Regions from separate parts of the Homo sapiens genome. Here regions 1 and 2 are each linked to region 3. A link is a loop called in an ENCODE intact Hi-C map of the cell type or tissue named here. Cell type or tissue: heart left ventricle. All regions are shown on one strand.

Region 1 (8,000 bases), 500 kb before region 3:
AATTTCTGTATTTTTTGTAGAGACAGGATTTCGCCTTGTTGTCCAGGCTGGTCTTGAATTCCTGGACTCAAGCTATCTGTCAGTCTCCACCTCCCAAAGTGTTAGGATTACAGGTGTGAGCCACGGCACCCAGGTCCCCGCATGACCATTTTTACAGAGACAGTGTGATAGCTGTCAGACCATCACCTGACATTCCTAGTAGGTGGGGGAAGAGCACTCTCCTGCCCCGCTCATGCCCATCTAACTACCTGCAACAATTTAGCTCAGCTTACTGTTATAATTTTTCTCACTGACATAGTTTTTGCAAAGGCAGTTTCAATACTATCAAAAGAAATAGTAACCATTTGGAAAGCATTTAGAACTAATTAAAGTCTCTACTTAAGTCAAATGAGGAAAAGCCAAACTACACTGTGGGACACACAGTAAAGCCCTGCATTAGTCAGCTGTTGCTGTGCAAAAACCTCCTCAAGACTCGGCAGGGTAAAGCAATGATCATTTATAACTGCTCTCATGTCTGCAGGTCAGCTGCTTTTTGGCTGACATAGGCAGGGCTCAGCTGGGCTGGCTCTGCAGCGTGTGTCTCTCATTCTCCTCGTGTGGCAAACAATGGCAGATGGCAATGGCAAATGTGGAAAGCCTTTAAGGCAGAAATCTCATAACTGGCTCCCTGTCACTCCCATTCATCTCCGTCTTTCAGCCAAAGCAAATTACATGGCCAAACCCCAAATCCAGGGGTGGGGAAATATATTCTGCTTTTTCTTAGGAGCAAAGTCACATGGTGGTCAGTGCAGAACCGGTTGAATAACACAACCATTCATCAGCCCTGAAGAAACTCATCGCCTATCTGCTTCCTCAAGACTCCCCTTATCAGGGTACCTGCTCTCCTCCAAAACTTTCTCTTTCCCAAACTGTATCAAACAGTCCACTCACACTAGCTACCCTGCTTCCTTTGGCACCCTCTTTCCACTAGATAACCTGTTCTCTCAGCATTTCTATTTTCATTTGCATCTCCACCGTTTGCCCCATTACCCTAGCAGCTCACAGCGGATCCTGACGGAACAGGCAAAACCCAGAAGTTGGGTGGGTAGGCAATTTTTGAAAGCTTCCACGTTCCTGATTCCTCCTTGCCATAGTCCATTACTAGCGAATGACATGTTTGGGGCCTTGCATGTTTGCAGAACCAAATCAGTTGTGGAGGAAATATGTAAATATCTCCATGGGTGTGTGATTGTACCGTACCTCACCTTAGCAAAGCTTAAATGTCATTTCCAAACTTGGCTAGGTTTCCCTGCGTTATATGTCATCGAGAGCCACTATAACTAAATATTTGTGGGAGTCCTAGCTGACTGCCTGCTTTGTTTCTCCCACTAAAGTGTAAGCTCTTCATGAACAGAGTGTGTCTGTATGATTCACCAGCTGTGTCTCTATCTTTACCCCACAGCCAATCCACAAATGAATGCCATCAGCCTTGCCCCCCATCATATCCCAACCATCCGTGTTTGGCTACTCCATTGCTAGCCCAACCTTGCATCTCATGCCTGTGTTATTTCACAGCCTTCTAGGCTGATACTCCCGCTGCTGCTGTGCCTGGCTGCAGCCTATTCTCCACATCATGAAGAGGAAACTTTGAAAAATGGATAAAATTGATAGCAAATTGTGTTTCTCCTGCACTCAGAATCCTCCTCTGGCTCCTCACTCTAATCTCTGGCTTCAGTAGTTGATGGCAAATATTTAAAAGTCAGCCTGCAGGAAGGACCCTGATTTACTGAGTTTTTCAATGTTGGTGGTGTAAATACTCATCATGGCCAATTTCAAGCCGCCTTCTTTCCTTCCCTCCCTCCCTCCTCCCCTTCTCCCCTCCTTCTTTCCTTCCTTCCTTTCCTCCCTCCCTCATTCCTTCTGTCCTTCCCCCCTTCCCTTCCTTTCCTTCTTCCTTCTTTCCCTTCTTCCTTCCTTCCTTCCCTCCTTCCCTCTTTCCCTCCTTTCTTCCCTATTCTCTACCTCCTACTCTAGAATTGACATTCCATGACAGGCAATCCATGTCTGTCTTAGTCATTGCTTAGACGTACCTGGCACATAATGGAGGCTCAGTACGTATTTCTTGAACAAATAGTTGACTAAATGAATAGATGATCCTTTCTTAATTCTGTACCAGGATTTAAGAATTATTCAAAGTAGATGTCATTGTTTTACAATAACCAAGTACTGCTCAGCACTTTCAAGTTCACAAAGCACGCCTCATGCATCATCTCTATGATCTGTACCCAGGTGCCATCCTGAGAAGCTGGGAAAGGCTTTTCTCTTCCTCCCCACTTTATAAATGAGGAAACAAAGACTCAGAGAGGTGGAGGTTCCCCCTCAAGGCCACACAGCAAGTGTGTATGCACAGGTCTGACTCTCAGTCTGGCACTCTTCTCAATGGTGTCCAGTAACTGTTTAGCTCTTGAGGGGATCTCATCAGAGAAGCCTGGAGGCTTCAGGGAAAGCCGTTCCAAGGAAGAGGAGAGAAAGACATGGTGGCGAGGAAGGAGGATTGACAACCAGGGAAGGCCTTACCTAGGCCTCCACCAGGCTGAGCTTCTGGCCTCAGGCCAGTAACATAATGATTCAGGTCCCCACTCCTGATTCTGCCACTAGATTCCCACTATCCTCCCCCAAGACATGGAGCATTGAGCCCCCCTTCCCCACAGATAGAGTACCCTGGATAGAGTGGGCTCCACACCTAGCACCCACCTTCTTGCAAGACTATAGCAATGAACAGCAGAGAGCGCAAGCTGGAGACCCACAAGCTGAACTCAGTCCTCGGGGATGATTTCTTTAGCCCCTGTAGAGTTCAAAAACTTGGGCCAACATTTACAAGCAGGAGATCCCAAGTGGTTACTTTCTTTAGGCAAACAGGAAAATCTTGCCACACCTCCTGGCCATTCTGGGCTGACACCAGTCATCCACCTGAGACCAGACAAGTGTTGTCCAGTTCAACGCAGCCCCAGTTTCCTATCCCCTCTCCAACCTTGAGGGCAGCCATCGACTGCAGTTCATTTCCATGCTAGTGCTGGAAGTTTTACTGGCGTCGAAAAACATGGCTCTGAAACCCAAGCTTATACCAAAAGGAGAAAAACAATATATGTAGGGCCTCATGATTTTATTACATCATGACTGACATAACCCTGAGTTTAAGAGCCTTGGGCTATGTCTCCATTTCAAATATACCTTTTCTTTCCCCTTTCTTTCTTTCTTTTTCTTTCTTTCTTCTTCCTTCCTTTCTTTCTCTTTCTTCTTTCTCTTTCTTTTCTTTCTCTTTTTCCTTCCTTCTTCCTTCCCTCTTTTTCTTCCTTTGTTTCCTTGCTCCCTTCCTTCTTTTCCTTCCTCACTCCCTCTCTTTCCTTCTCTCTCTTCCTTTTCTTTATTTCTTTTTTCTCTTTCTCTTTTTTCTTTCTTTCTCATCTTTCTTTCTCCTCTTTCTTCTCTTTCTTTCTTTCTTGACAGAGTCTCTCTGTTACCCAGATATGGAGTATGATACAGGCTCACACACCACACCCAGCTAATTTTTTAATTTTTATTTTGTAGAAATGGGGTCTTGCCATCTTGCCCAGGCTGGTCTCAAACTTCTGGCCTCAAGTGATCCTCCTGCCTCAGCCTCCCAAAGTGTTGGGATTGCAGACATGAGCCACCTCGCCCAGCCAAGTACACCTTTTCTTTGTCCTGTGAACAGTCTCACAAAGAAGGCATCCAGAAGCCTCCTTTAGGTGAGGATCCTTGAGTTCAGAGGCGTGGAGGGACTTGCCCAAGGTTAAATAACTAGACATAGACACAGTACGTGACGATAACATCTCATCCAGCACAGGCATCTGCATAAACTGCATTCCCAGCCACACACCACCAGTGTGTTCACCATGACAGGGTGTGCGACCTGATGCAATAGCCCTTGTGTAATCTGACACATCCCCATTAGGTGGCACCATAAACCAACAAAGCTTTCCAGGACAATGCCTTTGCGGAAATTGGTTTTCTTGCATTATTAGGGATTTTAAGGCAGAATTGTTTTTCCCCTCTTTCTCTCTTAAAAAAAAAAAAAAGTCTTTCAATATACAATGTAGCATGGCTTTCGTGCCAGGCATAAAATGAAATTTGCCTTAATCCATTGCCTAGGGAGAAAGTGTGTGTGTGTCACAACTGACATCTGTTAAATGTTAAATGAAGTAAGCAAGCAATAAGAAGGTCTGAAATACATTCTTTGTTCAAGAAGTCGTGCAGACACTGATCAGCTGCTCTGTACAACTGGGAATAAAACAAGCACCTTTTTCTCCCCCCAACAAGCGCCACTGAAAGCCCCCAAGGAGGGCAAAAGCAGAGGATGGGTGGACTTGCGTGCCGTGAGGTTAACACTTCTGTTTCAAGTTCAAGCAAATTGGCTTGGCACAGCAGGAATGACCACACTGCCAGCTCCATTGTACCTGCTTCCTCCCCAGGGCTGAACAGGAGCCCAGGCTTGTCTGTCCTTTCCTGCTATTTCTTTTGCAAAGTGTAAGAAGGTGTGAGGCTTCATCCAAATTACCTGATCAGTTTTGACCATCAGCATGTTATTATGGTGGATCTATTCTTAAAATATATTTGTTCTTTTGTTTTCCTCACTAGCAAGGAATTTTGAACCAGTCACTCCAAAGTTAGCCCTTGCAATTTATTAGTCAAGCTTCGTTATTAACATTATTAACAAGAGAATGAGAACAGATGTAATTCCAATATGCAGCTGGAATATCAGCTAAAAATGTGCTCCTTATAAAGATATACAGGATTATCAAATGAGAAAGAGAAGCTTTGCCTATGCAACCAATTATAATTGTGGGATGGTGTATTTTGGGTATTGGAATTTTTTGATAAACATAAGGATAGGCAGAAAGCCCTTCGGTTTCAATCCTTTGTTTCATCCTTTCCCTCATTCCTAGAAATAGGTTAGGTATCTATGGCAGTAACAGTGAGTGCTTCCCAAAGAGCCACACACGTTTTCAAGCCTCCCCTGCGGTTGAGTTGAGCCATATGGATGAGTTCTGGTAAATGGGAAAATATTTACTTGTATTTTCTTTGAGTTCTATTGTAGTTTTATTTTTGTATTTAATCCCTGTGGAATTTATTTTAGTATATTAGTTTCAAGCCGGTTGTTCCCAGACTATTTAATTAATCTTTCCTTTTCCTACCAATTGCACATACCAATCAGTATATGATAAATTCTGATTTCTGGTTCAGTAATCAATTTTCTCATTCCTATGTTGGTATCAAATTCCCAAATTAGAGTAATTTTGAAATATATCTTACTATCTAGTAACAGCTATCCCCTTTAATTTTTTAAATGGGGTCTCACTATGTTGCCCAGGCTGGTCTTAAACTTCTGGGCTCAAGCAATCCTTCTGTCTCAGTTCAGCCTCCAGAGTAACTAGAAATACAGTCCCGTAACCACCACACCTGGCTCCTTTTAAAAAAAATTATTTTAGTTACTTTCACATATTTATTCTTTGAGTAGAATTTAAAAATCAGTTTGTCAAGTTAAAAAATTAAAGATGGATTAAATTCACAGATTGATTTGGAAATAATTGACATTATGTCGGCCCCGAGCCTTCTCATTCAGGTGCGTGATGTTTCCCTGCATTTCAAGTCTTCTTCCATGTCCTTAGGTCGTTTTGTTTTTCTTCTGTGTTTGATCCTGAGTATTTGATTTTGGTTGCTTTTGTAAATGGGATATTTTTCCCATTTCTCATCATTTTTTTCTAATTTATTATGGCTGAATATTATTCCACTGTATGTATATATCACAATTAATTTATCCATTCATCCATCAATGGACATGTGGTTTGCTTCCACCTTTTGGCTACTGTGCTGCCATGAACATGTGTATACATGTACTTGTGTCCCTGTTTTCAATTCTTTTGGGTACAGACACCTAGGAGTGGAATTGCTGGGTCCTGTGGTGATGCTGTGTTGAGTCATTTGAGGAACCGCCAACTGTTTCCCACAGTGGCTGAACCGTATTACATTCCCACCAGCAATATACAAATTCCAGTTTCTCCACATCCTCACCCATACTCGCTATTTTCTGTTTTCTTTTTTTTTAAAATTATTCCCATCCTAATGAGTGTGCAGCGGTGCCTCATTTTTATTTGCATTCCCCTAATGATGAATGATACTGAGTGTGTTTTCATGTGTTTGTGGGCCATGGTCTGTCTTCTTTGGAGAAATATCTATTCAAGTCCTTTTTTCATTGTTTAAGGGATGGTTTGCCTTTTTGTTGTTAGTTTCCTAACTTTTTGACAGGAGAAAGGTTAACTGAAAGTTGCTGTGTTACATAGGATGCTTTCAAAAGCAACAACTAGAAGATGCAACACAAAATGTCTTAAATGATAAAAAAATGTTAAATGTTTGAGTGATCAGTTATGGTTCTAGCATTCTCCACATATCAATTCATTTAATTCTAAAACGAATACTACAGGGTAGGTATACAAATCAGAAATATGAGGCACAGAGAAGTCCAAAGTCACACAACTGGTAAGTGGTAAAGTTAGAATTTGAACCTAGGAAGTCTGACTCCATAGTCTCATCTCTGAGTGACTAGGTACTAAGTTTGTAGGGAGGCAGTACTGGCATTGATTGGTTTAGCAGCTCAACCTAATATAGGAGTCTAGATTTGTCGATATTCCTATTCTGCTACCCTAAGCATGTTGCCTTTGCCTCAGGCTTCTTCCCTCATGATTGCAAAATGGCTGCAACAGCTCCAAGCATCACATTATCTCCCAGCAACATCCAAATGACAGAAACAGAAAGTCTCTGTGATTTCTTCTTTTTTGAGATTAAGGAAAACTCTTCTAGAAGTACCTCCAGCAGACTTCTCATTGACTACAATTGTGGCACATGCCCCATCCTGAACTCATCACTAACAAGGGAAACAGAACTACAATTTTGGACACAGACTGATCAAGGTTTACACCTTGAAACTTCAATGGGGTCCAGATTCCAAGAACTATCTGCTGCTCAGTTCCTGAACAGAAATCATTTTCTATTAACAAAGAAGAAGGTGGTAATCACTGTTGAGTTGGTGACCAACAGCTGTTGCCACAATTGTCATTTACTTCTGTTAGCCTCAAGGTCAGTGACATCTCCTCTGTGGGCTGGTGATTTCTCACTCTTGATTTCTCCTAGGCCATGTGTCTGATTTCTTCTAGGCCACAGATGCAACACGTACATGAAAATCTGAATTCCCACCGCACATTTGTTTGCAAAACTCTGTTTGCCATTTCTCTCCACTTCTTACGCCTACCTCTACAGATAATAGGGGCATGCATCTCTTTAGGGTGACCTTTGCATATTTATGCTAATTGCAGATTTAAACTATAAGCCCTAACACTCATAATCTCCTAGCTTCCCTCTGTAAAAAAATCCCCCTAAGTGATACTTAATTTCACATGCTTGCCAAATCTTAAATCCAAAAGCAAAAGCCGATTTACCTCTGTACTGAAATTAAAGCTATACAAAGTTTTTGGCTGTGGGGGCACACCTCACTGTCCTCAGTGGCCCTTCGTAGCACAGATTTAAGTTAGGAGTCTCCCTAATTTATTATGACTGATATTTTAAAATGTCATCAAACTATCCTGTCTATAAAGAAATGACGAAGCTTTCTTCCACATTTATGCAAGTCACAGGAGACCTTTCTAAATGGACGAAGTAAAATAATCTTGGGACAAAGCATTTTACTCCATGTAAACACAATGAATACACTGCCCTGAGCATCTGTGATTTTTTCTGAACATTGCCCCTAATCCAATTTTAATGTAGGCTTGTCATGGAAACAAAAACAAACACACTTAACCTTCAAAAGGGAAGATGAATGACACTGACTTCAGGTTTTTGACAAATATCTGTAAATATCTGAGCAACCCAATCTACATGATGATCTTTCTGCTATTGCTGGCAGAGTCTAGTTCTCCCTTCCCATTTACTCTGGAGCTTATATGAGG
Region 2 (8,000 bases), 71 kb before region 3:
GAAGCACCTCGAGAGTATTTTTTCTAACCTCCTGACCTGGGATCTTCCAACAGGTATATACACCCTCACACCAGCAGGTACCTTCCAAAATGCTGCAGACTCCCCAGACCACAGTCCTGCTCTTGGATACACCATTGGCCTTTTGGAGTTCACCACAGTTCTGAATACTCGGGCTCTAACTCTGTACCCTCCCAAGGTCAAGAATTGCCTCATTCTTTAGATCTATCCACTCCCAGTTTCCCTGGGGTCTCCCCACTACTTGATGGAAGCCTAGCTTCCAGGGCTTTCCCAGGCTGATGGCCTCTACCCCAGGACTCTCCTGACCACCTGCGGTAGACTAGATTACTGTTAAACAAATATTCACTCCTTTTATCCCCTCCCTGGAGGAGGGATATCCCCAGACACATTCATGTTGGGCTTGTTCTTGTGACTGCTTAGCCAATGAAATGTGAGTGGAAGTGAAAATATGCTCACTCCAGGCCTACATTTTCAGGGCCATCATATTTCTGCCTCCCCCTCCAAGAGACTCTAACCTCCATCATTAGACAATTATGCTCCAGGTCACCACTGCCCCAAATCTTGGGTCAAGAATGAGAGATGCAGAGAAAATATGAACTTGAGCCTCAGCTTGAAGCAGAGCTGCCTTGGTCAACCCACAGGCATTAAAACAAGATTTAAGTAGTTTGTCATGCAGCATATTGTAGTGGTTGCTGACTAACATACCACTCATGAGGGGAGAGCCAATATCTTGCTGAAGTGAGATCACTATTACGACATTAGCTACCACAAATCACTAACAAAGGAAAATTTGTTGTATTCAGAGACACTTACATAAATCCATTCTAAGGATCAACATTTTCGGGCAAGAATGAATCACATTTGGCTATTATTTGCTTATAAGAATTGGAGAAAGGATGTTAACCCACGAATGCTCTGGAAGAAAACCCAAGTGAGAACTGTTCTACTATCACCAATCCAAGGAAAGATCAAGAATGCAAAGTGTCACTATTGCCTCAGGGAAAGAAACTAGCACACAAGCAAATTATATCCCCTGCCTATCTTCCACTTGGCTGCTTTGATAAAGAAAAAGGACACAAGTTTTGGAGTTAGAGGGGAGCTGACTTGGTGCCCTGCTACAAAATGTATTTACAAAAACAGACTTTGCAGAGCTGATATGATGGGTGTCTTGAAGATTGTGATGGTCTGCAACGGAGAGGGGCTGTACTTGTCTTCAAGGGCTGCCACAACAAAGTATTCCAGACTGGGTGACTTCAACAACAGACATTTATTTTCTTGCTTTTCTGGAAGCTAGACATCTTAGATGAAGGTCTCGGCAGAGCTGGTTTCTTCTGAGGCTTCTCTCCCTGGTTTGCCATGGCTGTCTTCCGCATGTGTCTTCATGTGTTCTTCCCTCTAGGCCTGTCTCTGCCTTCATCTCTTCTTTGACATCAGTCAAATTGGAGTGGGGCCCACCCCAGTGACCTCATTTAACCTTAATTACCCCTTTAAAGACCCCCATCTCCAAATACAGTCATCTTCTGAAGCTAAAGCGCTGGGAGTTAGGAATTCAAAACATGAATTTTGTGGGGACACAATTCAGCCCATGATAAGGGTGGAAATCACAGAGAGTCAGATCAACATTAGGAAGAATTCTCTAACCAGAAACATCAAGTGCTGCAAAAGTAGAGAAGCAGGTCCCTGTTACAGGAGCTATTTCAGCTATTTCTGTGCATATTGCATGACCTCTTTAGCAAGGATTTTTTTTTTTTTTTTTTGAGACAGGGTCTCACTCTGTTGCCCAGGCTGGAGTGCAGTGGTGTAATCACGGCTCACTGCAGCCTCAACTCCTGGGTTCAAGCCATCCTTCTGCCTCAGTATCTTGAGTAGCTAGGACTACAGGTGCATACCAACATGCCCAACCAGTTTTTGTATTTTTTGTAGAGATGGGATCTCACTATGTTGCCCAAGCTGAGGTCTCTAACTCCTGGCCTCAAGCGATCCTCCTACCTTGGCCTCCCAAAGTGCTGGGATTACAGGTGTGAGCCACCACACCTAGCCTGTTTCTTTCATTGGTTCAATAAAGATGCCTGTAGAGCTTACCATATGCTCAGTGCTATGCTAGGTGTTGAATAGGGAACAAAGCATTTATAGTATCTTCCCTCCTGCAGCTTTAAGTCTAGTGCGGCATTTAGGTGTTATACAAGTAAACACATAAATGAACATATAATGGCAAATTGCAGCAAGGGCATTGAGAGTATAAGGGGCTCATTTCATTGGATAGCTAGGGAGGACATAACAGACAACATTTGTTGCTAACACAACCCTGATTATTTCAAGTACCTAGGGATCCTTTTGTCTTGGAGAGTACAGGCCTTTACCCAGCTCAAGGGATGACTTGAAGTTGTTCTAAGCAGTCTTTGAATTCTTATTTCCCTTGACCAGTGATTGGTTGTGGAGAGGCCATGTAATCTATTTCTGGCCAATAAAATGAAAGCCAAAGTCTGTTAATTAGACCTTCCTAAAATATTTTGGTTTTCTGATAAAAAAAAATAGACCTAGTTGTAACAGCCCTTGTTCTTTATCCTTTCTTCTTTGTCCTTTCCTCTTCTTCCAGACTGAAGTGTAGAGGTGATGCCTGGAGGCATGGCAGCTGTCTTGCAACCACGAGGCAGCATGCCAAGTACTGTAAGGACAGAGGGATGGAAAGACAGGAAAAGCCTGGTTCTTGACAACATCGTCAAGCTGTGGCTCAGCTTGCACTCTGTACCTCTGCCTACCTCTTAAGTTAGGAAAATAAACCCCACTTTTTTAAGCTTCAGAAGTTGAGTTTTCTCTCACTTGCAATCAAACACAGTCCCAGTTGATCAGTCCAATAGGACTCACTGAGGGAGTAACATTTGCCTGAGACCCAAAGGCTAAGTAGATGCTATGTAAGTGAAGAACAGGGGAAAAGCATTCCAAGTAGAGGGACAATGGTAAAGACCCCAGGCAGGAATAAGGAACCATAGCCAAACCAGGAAGGCTTGTGGGATGTGATAAGGATCATTCTTTTATAATTCACAAGATGTTTAACAACTGAAAGGTTGGGGTAATAAAGCAGACCTTAGAGTCACGTGTCCTCAGTAGCAAGGCCTGCAGCTCTCCCAGAGCACACAGCATTACTTTCCTATTGCCTGCTGAGCCTGGACAAACATTCATTCCCCTCTGCCTTTCCCTTGGCTTGGTTAATTATGAATTTGCAGCCAGAGTTTGGATACTAAATAGAGTATTTGGTGGGTTGGCTGGTTGGTTTGGCTGCTAGCCCTTGATCTTATGAAGAGAAAACTAAAGCCATCTTTGTCCTCAGAGCAACGAGTCCAGACTGAAGATCAACCATTCTTTCTTTGACTGCCACTGGAAGGCAGTTTTCTACCGCTCCTCCTAAGTCTTTCAAAAACCTGGCTATTTTTCCCCTTACTATGAGGAGAATTAATACAGGTACTTTTTTTTTAATGTGTAGGGAAAATACAGGCATAATACAGGACCCTGGGGCTGGTTAACCAAGAGCAGTGACTCCACCTCTAAGCCTGCAAATGCCACTGGAAAATCAGGAACTGGTAAAGATGACACCGTTTCCTCATGCCTGGTCCTTGCTGTCCTCCCAAGACTCCACCTAGTGCTGTCTACCTGTCCCATTTGCCACTCAACATGTCTGGAGTTTCTCCTGGTCACCACACTTGCCCTGTAACATCTGAAGAACATGTTCTTTCTAGGGAAGGTTTCTGACCCATTCCTGGCCTGCACTAGGAGATCTACCCAAGCAAACCTCACATCCTCAGCATCATGACTCAAACTGCCACAATTTCTGCAGACAATATTTAGTTGCCACTGTGGAGATTTATTGTATTTGCCATTACAGTCTGAGGGTTTAAATAGGTGAGTAGCCAGAAAGCATAATTGTCATTGAACAATGTGCAGATGAGTTAATGGAAACACACGAGGTAGGGGGCACATGAGAGACACACAGCTGTTTTCACTCTGGGCTGGACCTGGTATTTGCACCATCACAGCAAAAGAAAGGCCTTGGCTGAACATGTCCCAGACACCAGCAGAGATTCTAGGGAAACTTTTATAACTTTACCTATGAGGTCCAGAATGCCTTTCCCTGGTTTCCTCTCCCTTGCATTAAACCCCACTTGCCAAACCTAGCCCCTGAGATGTAGCTCCTGTAACCCTTCCCCCAAGGTCCCCTGAATCCGGCCCTCAGAGATGGCCCCTCTTGGGAACTCTGACATCTTTGTTGTCTGAGGCCTCTCAGCACTTCCTTCCCCATCCTCTCTCCTGACCCCACTTTGGCTCTCACTCAGCTAATGCTGTTTTAAGAATTCCCCTACCAGATTAAAATCTCTTAGAGGCCAAGGACTCAATGTTATCATAGCCTTGTCAACGGCTATGAGAGTGATGATAAATTAAGATGTTGATTTTGTCTTCAGTGATACAAAGAAATGCCACACCTTCTATTTTCCACCGTTGCTTATAGAGGTAAAGGTATAGTTAGTTTTTCCTCCCCTTTTTATCCCCGCCCTTGAGAAAGAATTCCTTTTACCATGCAAACATTTCTTCCTCCTAGTCATCAACACAGGGATCCACTCTGAGGGGTTTTGTTTGGGGAGGTTGCAGGGGATGAGTTTCTCTGTTTACTGAAATTAAATGGGCCACTCACAATTCACCTGTTTTTCTGAAGCCTTTGGAAGCTCCACCAAGGGGATGAATTGCACTCACTCTCAGCCCCACAGGAGAAATGACATGGGCTGCTCTGGGGAGTACAGTGGAGTCGCATACGTAACAAAGCCCCACATTTATTTAGCTCTCACCCAGGCTTGCTGTTGCAGGACCCCCAGCCTCCTGCAAGGCAATCACTTCTGGGAGCACACAGTGAGTGGCTCAGATGTGCTGTTAGAAAAGTTCTCTTGGCCATCTGTGGCAGCCACCATGTTCCCCAATCCTGCTGCAACTCATGTTGGTAATGTCCATGATGTCTGTGAGGGTGTTTCCAGGGGTCTGCACTGGGCTAGGATCTCCTTGCTGGTGCCTCTGATACCCTGAGAATCTCTATCATTCTCTCTCTCTCTCTCTGTTTTCATCATACTTTGTCACATGAGGGCCAACCTCATATGGCTTTTAGCTTTATGGCTCACAGAATAAGTGGGAGAGCAGCTTTTGGAATGCTTCCTTGCTCCCAGCTTCTCATTCTCCTCCAGGACTCCAATATAAACCCCTAAAGGACTTAGCTGAGGACAAATCTGAGTGACAGAAGTCTCCTTCCTCTGTCCCCTACAGTGGCTCTCTGGATTATCCCTTTTCTTAGACCTCTGAAAATCATCACTGGAAGACACCTGGGAGCCTGGCTTCCTCTTTCATTAGATTATTATCCCTTGGAAGACTTCCAGATGTTCCTATTCCTGTCCAGAATGCTATCCAGAGAAAGATGATCTTGACATGGTGAAATGAGCAGGAAGAATGCTTTAAGCTGGGGGCAGTGGCATAGTCAAAGGTGGGGAGGGACATATTGTGTGTGGGGATCAGCAGCCTGCAAACCTTATAAGACAGAGAAATGGGGCTTAGAAAGTGGAGTTAATGAAAGAGGATCAGTTGAGTTCTGAATTTGTACCTTAGAGCCAGGCAATAAGGAACCAGTGACAGTTCTTGAGCAAGGGAGTAACTCAACATGGCAGTCAAGCCTCCAAGATGACCCCCCGTGATTCTCTCATCTTGGTTTTCACGCTCGGTGTGGTCCCCTCCCACACTGAATAGGCCCAATATGTATAACCAATAATATTGGAGAAATGATGGTCTGAGTCTAGGTCAAAAAAGACATGGCAAAAAGACATTTTAATCCCCATAAAATCGGAAAAAATAATATTCTATTGTGAAAAGAGATTGGGATTGAAGGAGCAGGATACGAGATAATGGTATAAGAATTACGATACAATTTTTCAAGATAAAGGTACTTGCACACTTTTTTATTTCCCCAAATTCCACAAAAATTATCCTGCCCTAGCAGAATATCCTGTCCATTTTGAGCAGATCACGTTGATTCATCTTCCATGCAGCCTAATTCCCTTGCCATAAATTAGTACTCCCTTTTTCCTATTTATTCTGAAACCCTATAAAGTGTTGGCCAGAGACATTCCCATGATCTGCCTTGTCTTCCAGGTCCTCACAAAGCCATGAGGAATGGTGCTGGCTGGGCCCACGAAGATCAAATGTGTCTCCATATGTCCACACACGCATGTCCATCTGGCTCTTTAGGGCTGTCATTAGCCTGCATAGATGTATATTTTGATGACGTTTTTGGAGAGGCTTTTTTTTTTTTTTTTTTTTTTTTTGACGGAGTCTGGCTCTGTCGCCCAGGCTGGAGTGCAGTGGCGCAATCTCGGCTCACTGCAAGCTCCGCCTCCCAGGTTCACGCCATTCTGCTGCCTCAGCGTCCCGAGCAGCTGGGACTACAGGCACCCGCCACCGAGCCCGGCTAATGTTTTTGTATTTTTAGTAGAGACGGGGTTTCACCATGTTAGCCAGGATGGTCTCCATCTCCTGACCTCGTGATCCACCCGTGGAGAGGCTTTTTAATCAGCGACTCTGGAAAAATTCAGAGCCCTGATAACAAAAATTGTGGGAGAAAAGGGCAAGGATGGGAAGAAGGGGAGGCTAGTTCTCATGGAGAATAGGAAAAATGTACAGCTGATCTTAATTATTCACAGGTTCTGTATTTGCAAATTCACCTACTCCCTAACATTTATTTGTAACCCCCAAATCAGTATTTGTAGCACTTTTGTGGTCATTCGTGGACATATGCAGGGAACCAAGACCTTAGAGTCACTGAATGCCCACATTCCCAGCTGAGGTCAGGCGAGCCGCGCTCTGCCTTCTTGTGTCAGTGCTGACGGGAGGTGATCAGAGGTGGGGATGGCGGGGGTGGGGCAGTGCAGGGCGAGAAGCTCAGCTCTGGGCCAGCTGGATGGAGTCTGAATCCCAGCTCTGGCACCAGTTAGTGGGGTGGCCTCAGGAGAGTCACTTATCACTTCTGAAACTCGTGTCTCTTTTGTAAAATAAAAAATATATAATCTGGCCAGGTGCAGTGGCTCACGCCTGTAATCCCAGCACTTTGGGAGGCCAAGGTGGGTGGATCACCTGAGGTCAGGAGTTCGAGACTAGCCTGGCCAACATGGTAAAACCCCCGCCTCCACTGAAAATACAAAAATTAGCCAGGCATGGTGGTGTGTACCTGTAATCCCAGCTACTCCAGAGACTGAGGCAGGACAATCAGAACCTGAGAGGCAGAGGTTGCAGTGAGCCGAGATCGTGCCACTGTACTCCAGCCTGGGCAACGGAGGGAGACTCCATCTCAAAAAATATATATATATATGTATATATATATATATTATATTTTTTTTTATATATTTATTTTACATATATTATATATATTTTATATATATATTATATATATTATATATATTTTATATATATATTATATATATTATATATTTTATATATATTATATATATTATATATTTTATATATATTATATATATTATATATTTTATATATATTATATATATTTTATATATATATATATATTATATATATTTTATATATATTATATATATTTTATATATATTTTATATATATTATATATATTTTTATATATATTATATATATTTTATATGTATATTATATATATTTTATATATATTTTATATATATATTATATATATTATATATATATTTTATATATATATTATATATATATTTTATATATATATTATATATATTATATATATATTTTATATATATTATATATATATTTTATATATATTATATATATATTTTATATATATTATATATATATTTTATATATATTATATATATATTTTATATATATTATATATATATTTTATATATATTTTTTATATATATATAAAATCTGTCAGAATGAGTTGTTTTAGGATGTAAGATCAC
Region 3 (8,000 bases):
CACAACTTGATCCTGATGAAAGTAGTTATTACAGTTTCCTTCAAAATAAGTTGCCAAGCTCTAGGTCATAAGACCCTGGCCACAACTGATTGAACCAGGAGTCCAGGCCAAGGAAGCTGGACCTAAGGGAGACCAGCAGCCAATAACAAAGCCTAGTGTGAGACTCTGACCAATAGGACCACTTCTTATTAGATAGTATTAATCAACATACCCAGATCCTCACCCTTGGGAATTTTTAATGCAAAATGAATTAAGAGAGGGATAGAAAAGCAGAAAGATGTTCATGATGAGGCACTGAGAGAGAGAAGCCCATTCAAAAAGCTACTGAGTCATGAGGGTGACAGAATTAATGGAGTAGAAAAAAATTGATTTCAATTCTGTGGGGACAAGATATTTGGGGCACCAGTGCAACCACTGGGACTAGTGTTGAACACATTGTGGTTTTCTCTGGGCCTGACCTCATCTCCCAGCACTCACCCTTACTCCCTATGCTTCTGCCCCACTGGCTTTCTTTGTGTTCCTAAAACTTGCCAAAGTTTTAGGGGCATTGCAACAGTACCTTCCTATGCCTGGAAAATTCTGCTCCCAGACCTACTCCCAGCTGGCTCCTTCAGAACTCTCAAGGCTTGGTTACAATTCTACTTCCTAAGAAATCTTTCAGACCATGCAATCTAAAGTAGCCTCACACCCTTCTCCCTATCCCTCTTTACCATGTTACCAGATTCTTTCCTTCATAGCACTTACCACCATCTGAAGTCACCTCATTCATTTATGCCCTTTGTTTCTTATCCATCAAACATACAAGCTCCGTGCAAGTAGGAACCTTATCTGTCTTGTTCACTGCTAGAGTCCTTACAGCCTAGAACACAGTCATCACACAGTCGGTGCTCAACAAATATTTGTCGTGTGGATAACAGTGCACTTGCTGAGACAAAACAGCACTCCTCACTTTCCTTGTGTATCCTTAAAATGAATGTGAATACCCATCGTCAAATTTTCAACTGAGTATTCCCCTCCATTCCTTACAAATGGAAAGAGTCTCATACCTATGGTGGGGGTCCTAGAGACCTTCATGGTGGAAGACTTTGTGATGAGGGAACTATAGTGCCAAAGTCATGGGCCCCATCATTGGGAAGCAGCCTGAAGGTTCCCTAAAAATAAAACAAAAACTATTCCCCCAAATAAAGGCAAACCTAAGGACATTTGCTCCCCTTTAATTAACATTATTACTTTCCATTCACTCCCAAGGAAGACAGTCAGAATGAGAAGACAGTCAGGATGAGAAGACAGTCAGGATGAGTCAAGTAATTTCTGCTCACTGGAAATTTTGAGACTCTTCCTTCTCTCAACAGCACCACTGCCCTCTCCTCACCATAAACATACATTTTAAGGTCATGCTTATGTTTGCATTTGCAGGGTATTGCTAAAGGGGTATGCATACTTTATTTTTCATGTCTAGTCCTCTAGGCCAGTGTTCCATGCCTAGGACATTTTATCCACTGGCTCTACAGGCACAGTAATTTTGAATGCCCTAAGAAATATTTGAGACCTAAAAAAAATGATATTGTCTCTCAAATAGAATAAATATAATTCAATAAATGTTTAAGTGCACGTTGAACATTATATGATGTCAACTGCCACATCCATGTACTTCCCAAGGAGGTGGAAGGACCTTTTACTGCATTTGGGATGGTGCAGACGCCACCAAAGATCGCATGCCCAGGGCTGCCCAACATCCTAAAATGGCTCTCACACTAAGTCATGACTGACATGGCCTCATCTATGCATGAATTCTTTTGTATGTGACATTCTTGCCACACAAACAAGGTCTAAAGAAGTGAACTGGCATGTACCTGATTTTTTAGTTAGGGGATTCGTATGTGACCCATCACTAGGATTCCCAATTCCCTGGGACAGAACCAGTCTCAAGTACACCACATCCTGCTTTGCCCATAAGTACACTTGCCCTTGTCAGATCCCATGTCATTGCTTGGGTTCAGAAACCATAGCCAAGTATAGAGGACCAAGGTCCGAGGGTATGGCTGGAGAAGGCAAAGGGAGTGAAAGAGGGTCTCGGTTCAGTGTTCCCTTAACTGCCTCTCAGCTGCCTCCCTCGTCCCAGTCTCCTGCCTCCACATGTCTCTGTTAAAGCAGCGATTGGGGAATAAAGACCCATCGAGAGAGTCTTCTAGAAGTCTTGGGACCTAGATTACAAAAGAGGTGAGGAAATGAGGACAGAGCCTGGCGAGAGTATGCAGAGGTTACAAACTTCCTTACACAATTAAACAGAGGTAGGAGGTTACTTAATGGGGAAAAATCCTATCAGTCCCTCAGAGGTGAATTTTAATTTCCATTTGTGTGGTAGACATAATTTTCCAAACAAAGTTGTGTCCCTGGGATTTTCTGCCAAATATTAATTTCCTTCCTCTGCGTTGGAGCTCTAGTATCTGGGCATGTTGCAAAGCGTCTTCAATATGTGTTTAATATTGTACAGGCAATCAAAGGATGTGAGGACTTGCAGCAAATCTAAAACAGCTTAAACTCAAGAGTTGTTGAAAATTAAGAGCTTTGTGGTTGTCATGTTTTCCTTTTTTTTTTTTTTTAACAGACTGTCATTCCAGACCATTACAGAGTGAAGAGAAGTTATTCTATTTTTAAGGACCGCCAAAGTAGATTCCACTGTCTTCACAACCTATTCTGGTGTCTACGAGCTCTCAGCATTGGCAAGTTTTCCTTGGGATCTAACAAAATTCTGTCCATAGAAGCTCAGGCCAGCCAGCCAGCCATGGGAGCCAGAGAAAACTTCCACCACCCCAGATAAAATCTACCTCAGATTTTCAAGATGGTCCGTAAACCTCTGGAGCCATGATAATCCTAATTTCCACAGCCTCCTTTGGCATTTGGAGAGTTTGCTGTGGAAGCTCAATGCTGAACTTCCCCTCATAGGGAGACCTCTTCACCCACCAGAGAGGAGGGAAGCCAGCACCAAACAGCGCTTCAGCCTTGCTGAGTTTAGAGGGTGAGGGGGTGAGCGAGCCATTGTCCCGGTGCCCACAGAGGCCTGCCCGCTCACACCCTGGGCCTGCCAGCTGCTGTTGCTGCCCCCACCCCTCTCAGCACCCTCCCCTCCATGTCGAGGGACTGGCCCTCCCCCGCCCCAAGAGTGCCTTCCGGCCTTCAAGGAATAGAGGCCAGAAGTATCAAGGAAACATGGCCTCACCCAAGAGGAAAAGGAAGCTCAAAAACCAGGCCAGAGGGTGAGGTGGTGCTGGGGCATAGGATGCATCTGGCCGTCACATTACTGAGGGAGGAAGGGAGAAAAGGAAACCAAGTGCTGGTGGCCTGAAGGCTGCCCAGCCTCAGCGATTTCTTCACACATGCCTCTGATTGCCCTGACCGAGGTTCAAAACCGGCTTGAAAATTGCTTCCAGCTCACATTCTGATTCCAATATAAAGGTAACACATGAAAGACAGTGGAAATGATGACCAGGCAGGACCCTGAAAAACAAACATTTGTGAGTAAAAACTGTCTGCGTGGGGATAGACTGCCTGTACTGAAAGAGTAGCCTCGGCTGTATGCACAGTTTAGGCGTTCACGGATTCCCCCAGGCCTGCGGGGAGGATGGGCTCCAGAGTGCAAGGCATGTTAACTAGCACAGCTGTGGGTAGAAAGAGCACTGATCTTAACGAGAAAGGTCTGGGTTCCACCCCAATCTCTGGGAAGGCACTGGGAGTCTGTTTTCTAGGCTAGATCAGTGTTTCCACTGATGGATTCCTATTTTGTGCCCCAAAATGTCATGTTCCCTCCACATGTGGAGTAGCATCTTCTATGGTGAGCTGGCTTCAAAAGATAAATATAAGACAAAATGATTGCTCATGTAAAAGTTTCCCTTTAAAACTTCTTAAATTACTGACAAATACAGAAATACACTCTATCATGAGAGGTTTGGGCAAGAGCTGAAACCCACTGAGGGGAAGCAGTCACATCCACCAATCTGTGCTCAGCCTGGGCATCCATCCCTTCATGGAGCCAAATCACCAACTCTATTAAAAGACTGTGGGATCCCAGCACTTTGGGAGGCCAAGGTGGGCAGACCACCTGAGGTCAGGAGTGCAAGACCAGCCTGATCAACGTGGTGAAACCCCATCTCTACTAAAAATACAAAATTAGCCAGGCGTGGTGGCACATGCCTATAGTCCCAGCTACTCGGGAGGCTGAGGCAGGAGAATCCCTTGAACCCAGGAGGCGGAGGTTACGGTGAGTCGAGATTGCACCATTGCACTCCAGCCTGGGTGACAGAGTGAGACTCTGTCTCAAAAAAAAAGATGGTGGTTTAATTTCTGTTTTGCTGTTTGTAAGAATTTCTTTTTTCTCTTTTTCTTTTCTTTTTGTTTTGCTAAACCCACAGAGTCATGTTTGCATAGGTTCAATATGCATATAATGCAACTCAATCCTAAATATATTTTTAAATATATGTTGATTTTTAAAATATATTATGGGTCCAGCTGCAGTGGCTCATGCCTACAATCCCAGCACTTTGGGAGGCCGAGGTGGGAGGATTGCTTGAGACCAGGAGCTGGAGACTGGCCTGGGCCACATAGTGAGACCCCCATCTCTACAAAAAAAATAGCTGGGCATGCTGGTGCACACCTGTAGTCCCAGCTACTCAGGAGGCTGAGGCAGGAGGATTGCTTGAGTCCAGGAGTTCAAGGCTGCAGTGTACTATGATTGTGACATTGCACTCCAGCCTGGGCTACAGAGCTAGACCCCATCTCTTAAGAAAAAATAGATTATGGTAAATGTGACTGGAAACTCATGAAAGTTTTTCTATGAATTTGTGTTTTATTCATTGTAACAACATTCATGCACATTTACAAAAGAAAGAAATGATATACATGTGTGGTGAGATACGTGAATTATCCAGGCATAGATGATGCTAGATGCAGAGGGATTAGCTGGCCTCTGGCAGTGCAGCTGAGGTGGTCAAATGGGAGCCAAATGAATAAAATGGCCTAAATAATGCACAGCTTGAAATCTTGATGCATCTGTGGTCTCAACACAAGTCCATGCTCATTTCAACTCCATGCTTATACTTGGCTTTCAGCTCACATTTCAGAAAACTAATTTTGAACAAGGGAGATTGAAATTATTTTTATTTAGCCCCTGATTTTTATTATACTTTATTTGTTACTTGTCATTTTTAGGGTGCTTGTGTGCATTATTACCTGTGGGTCACAAAACACTCCCAGGAGGTAGAAAAAATGAGTATGTCACCCATTTGTCAGATTCAGAAACTGAGTCTCCAAAATCCAAGGGTCTCATCTGAGATCAGACAAGCTAAATAATGTTAGAATTGGAACCAGAATCCAACTCTTCAGATTTAAAGTCTGCCTAGATTCAAACAATTCTTTTTGACTTAAAACTTTAAATATCACTGTGCTTACCTGGAAAGGTTTGTTTAATTTTTGTCTAAAACAGAGGAACGCTTTACATGACCATTGAACTTCCCTTCCAGCCCTAGAATAAGTATTTACATTCTCTACCCAGAGTTCTAGATGGGTGCTGTGCACTGGACCCTGTTCGTCTGCCCCCCTCTGGTGGCCATTAAACAAATAACAGATCCTAGAACAACTCCTAGGGCAATGGTTGCTTTCTCTTTCGTCAATCATTCATTCATGCAAACAGCACCTAATATGTTCCAGGCTCTGCACGAGGACATACACAAATAAACAAGATAGAGTGCTGCCCTCAAGGCTGGTAGACAAACAAGTGAATAGATTATTATAAAATAGTAGGACAAATGTCATGCAGAGTATGCAGACAATGCTGAGAGTGTACAAAGGATGCCTGGACTGGCCTTTTGGGGGAAGGGCAGATATTAAATAGTTAGGAAAGGCAGGCGGTACCCAGGCTGAGTTCTGAAGGAGAGATAGGAGTCAGGGATGGAAGGAAGCATTAGGAATTCAGGGAGCTGCCAGGATGCCAGTTCAAGATGGTGGAATTTAGAGCACAGGTTTTAAGGGGGCAGAGCAAGAAGTGGGGTCAGGGACATTGGCTGGGCCAGATTAGGAAAGGTTTTTTATGTCACAGTAGCATTTGAGCTGGTATCCACTAGCCTAGTGTCCCCAAATGTTTTTTTAATCTTGTTCCCCATCAATAAAAATATCTGCAGATGCATCCCTAATTTGTGGGTATTTATTCCTTTATATATTTTATACCCAGGCAGTATAGCATAATGGTTTATTCATGGGCTCTGGAGCTAGACTGACCAGGCCCAAATTCTTCTCTAAGAAGAACTTAGGACAATGCCTGGTACATGGTAAGTGTTACATGTTAGCTAGTATTATTGCAGAATTATCCTATTTGGTGCCATCATAAAGGTAGGGTTGGGAATTACACCATGTAGTGGCTTCACCTACTCCAAGAAAGTCTCTTTTAATATAAATATACTTCAAAATATCAAGAACTACTCTAGTCTTCAAAATCTCAACCAGAAGAACAGACCACTCTCAACCGTCTCACCTACCCACCCACCAAAGAGCAAAGTAGCTCTGTCATCTCCTGATTGTACTTATGGCAAAACTCATCCACGCAGAGGATTCCTCCATTTAACTCAAAGCAATAAGATGAGGCCTGGGGTGGGGCTTGAGAATCTGCAGTCCTAATAAACTCCCAGGGGATGCCGATGCTGCCAGCCCAAATTCCACACTTTGGAATTTTAAAAGGAAAATATAAATAATAAACTGTTTTTTAGAACATTATTTTACAATAGACACTGAGAAATTCAAGAGGGGGCCAGGGAGGGGTAAGTGTTGAAAAATATCCTACTGGGTACTATGCACTGTACCTGGGTGACAGGTTCAATTGTACTCCAAACCTCAGCATCATGCAATATAACCTTTGTAACAAACCTGCGAATGTGCCCCGTGAACCTATCATAAAAATGTTTTCATGTTCATTTTAATTATTAGGGCACAGCATCTTTGTGTTCTCACTTTTTAAAAAATGTGTTTTAGCAAAGGTAAATATGCTTGAATTTTAATAATCATTAACACTGTGAGGTTGCTGTGTGCAGTCCTAGGTCTAAATTCACATTATTCCAGTACATGGCTTTGAAATAACTGAAAAGGGGCTTCGCCAATATGCATAGATAACAAATGAAAGAAGTGCTTCATGGGCTATGCCTAAAAATAGTGAAAATCATTTTCAGCCTCATTCACCAATTTTGCAGAGGTCTTTGTTAAAATTCAGCTAATAATTTCCATTTTTCCTGATGTCAATCAGTTGTACTTACAAAATAATTAGAAGATTTATCTTTTCACATTACTAAAAAACCAGTTTATTTTAGAAGATTTTTTATAAGGTTAGAATATCCTGTTTCCAAGTTTTTAAAGTAAACAGATACGATAGTTTTTATAGATGGCCTGCTTACGTCATTTTCAGCCTCGAAATCACATAACCCTGGAGACACTTTCACTCTCCATTTTCAGTATACTCTCCCCAAAGCATGAATTTATTTAAAAGGCTATTGTTTTTGCACCCTTGTTACAACATACCCTTGGCCTTGAAAAGACAAGTGTATTTATTTTTTCCAAATATCTTTTAGGTACATTTTATTGACACCGCTTTCATCACAAAAAAGGTCAGCAAACCTGGAACGTTTTCCATTTATAAAAGAAAAATTCATGACATGTTTAAGTTTGATAACTCTTTTAAGTACTTTGTCATAGGAAACCCTTTTTGCCTCATGTAGTATTAAGCTGTATTTCTCATCCTCATTTATTCTATTTCTAACTAGGGAGCTATAATTTGCTTTTCTCCACATCTTGCTGAAAAAATACATACACATACACCACACACACATGCACACACACAGCACCACCACCACCACCACACCAAACATATACATACACACGTACAGTTGAAATACATATCACTCCTGCTAGCATAATTTTAATCCGGCAGTGTGCTGTTACGTTAAAAACCAACTCTCTGAAAA

What was found. A loop is a pair of places that touch in the nucleus more often than their neighbours do. Peaks named below come from ENCODE experiments on the same cell type or tissue, not always from the same donor. Only the 100,000 strongest peaks of a DNase experiment are listed, where the experiment ranks them.
Region 1: it touches region 3 in a loop (4-fold over the local background); 31 of 110 quality-filtered maps call a loop at or near these places.
Region 2: it touches region 3 in a loop (2.5-fold over the local background); 21 of 110 quality-filtered maps call a loop at or near these places.

Annotation. Positions count from the first base shown.
Region 1 is chr3:16,546,904-16,554,903 of GRCh38, reverse strand. No RefSeq gene overlaps it. Among named protein-coding and RNA genes, the nearest start is that of LINC00690, 15 kb to the right of the region's middle. In heart left ventricle, CTCF peaks have their summits at 3,744 and 3,943 (motif pointing right); no DNase peak of the experiment used is centred here; H3K4me3 peaks cover 443 bases; H3K27ac peaks cover 1,605 bases.
Region 2 is chr3:16,117,534-16,125,533 of GRCh38, reverse strand. No RefSeq gene overlaps it. Among named protein-coding and RNA genes, the nearest start is that of GALNT15, 53 kb to the left of the region's middle. In heart left ventricle, no CTCF peak of the experiment used is centred here; no DNase peak of the experiment used is centred here.
Region 3 is chr3:16,046,471-16,054,470 of GRCh38, reverse strand. No RefSeq gene overlaps it. Among named protein-coding and RNA genes, the nearest start is that of GALNT15, 120 kb to the left of the region's middle. In heart left ventricle, a CTCF peak has its summit at 5,595 (motif pointing left); a DNase peak (open chromatin) is centred at 3,145; H3K4me3 peaks cover 305 bases; H3K27ac peaks cover 2,346 bases.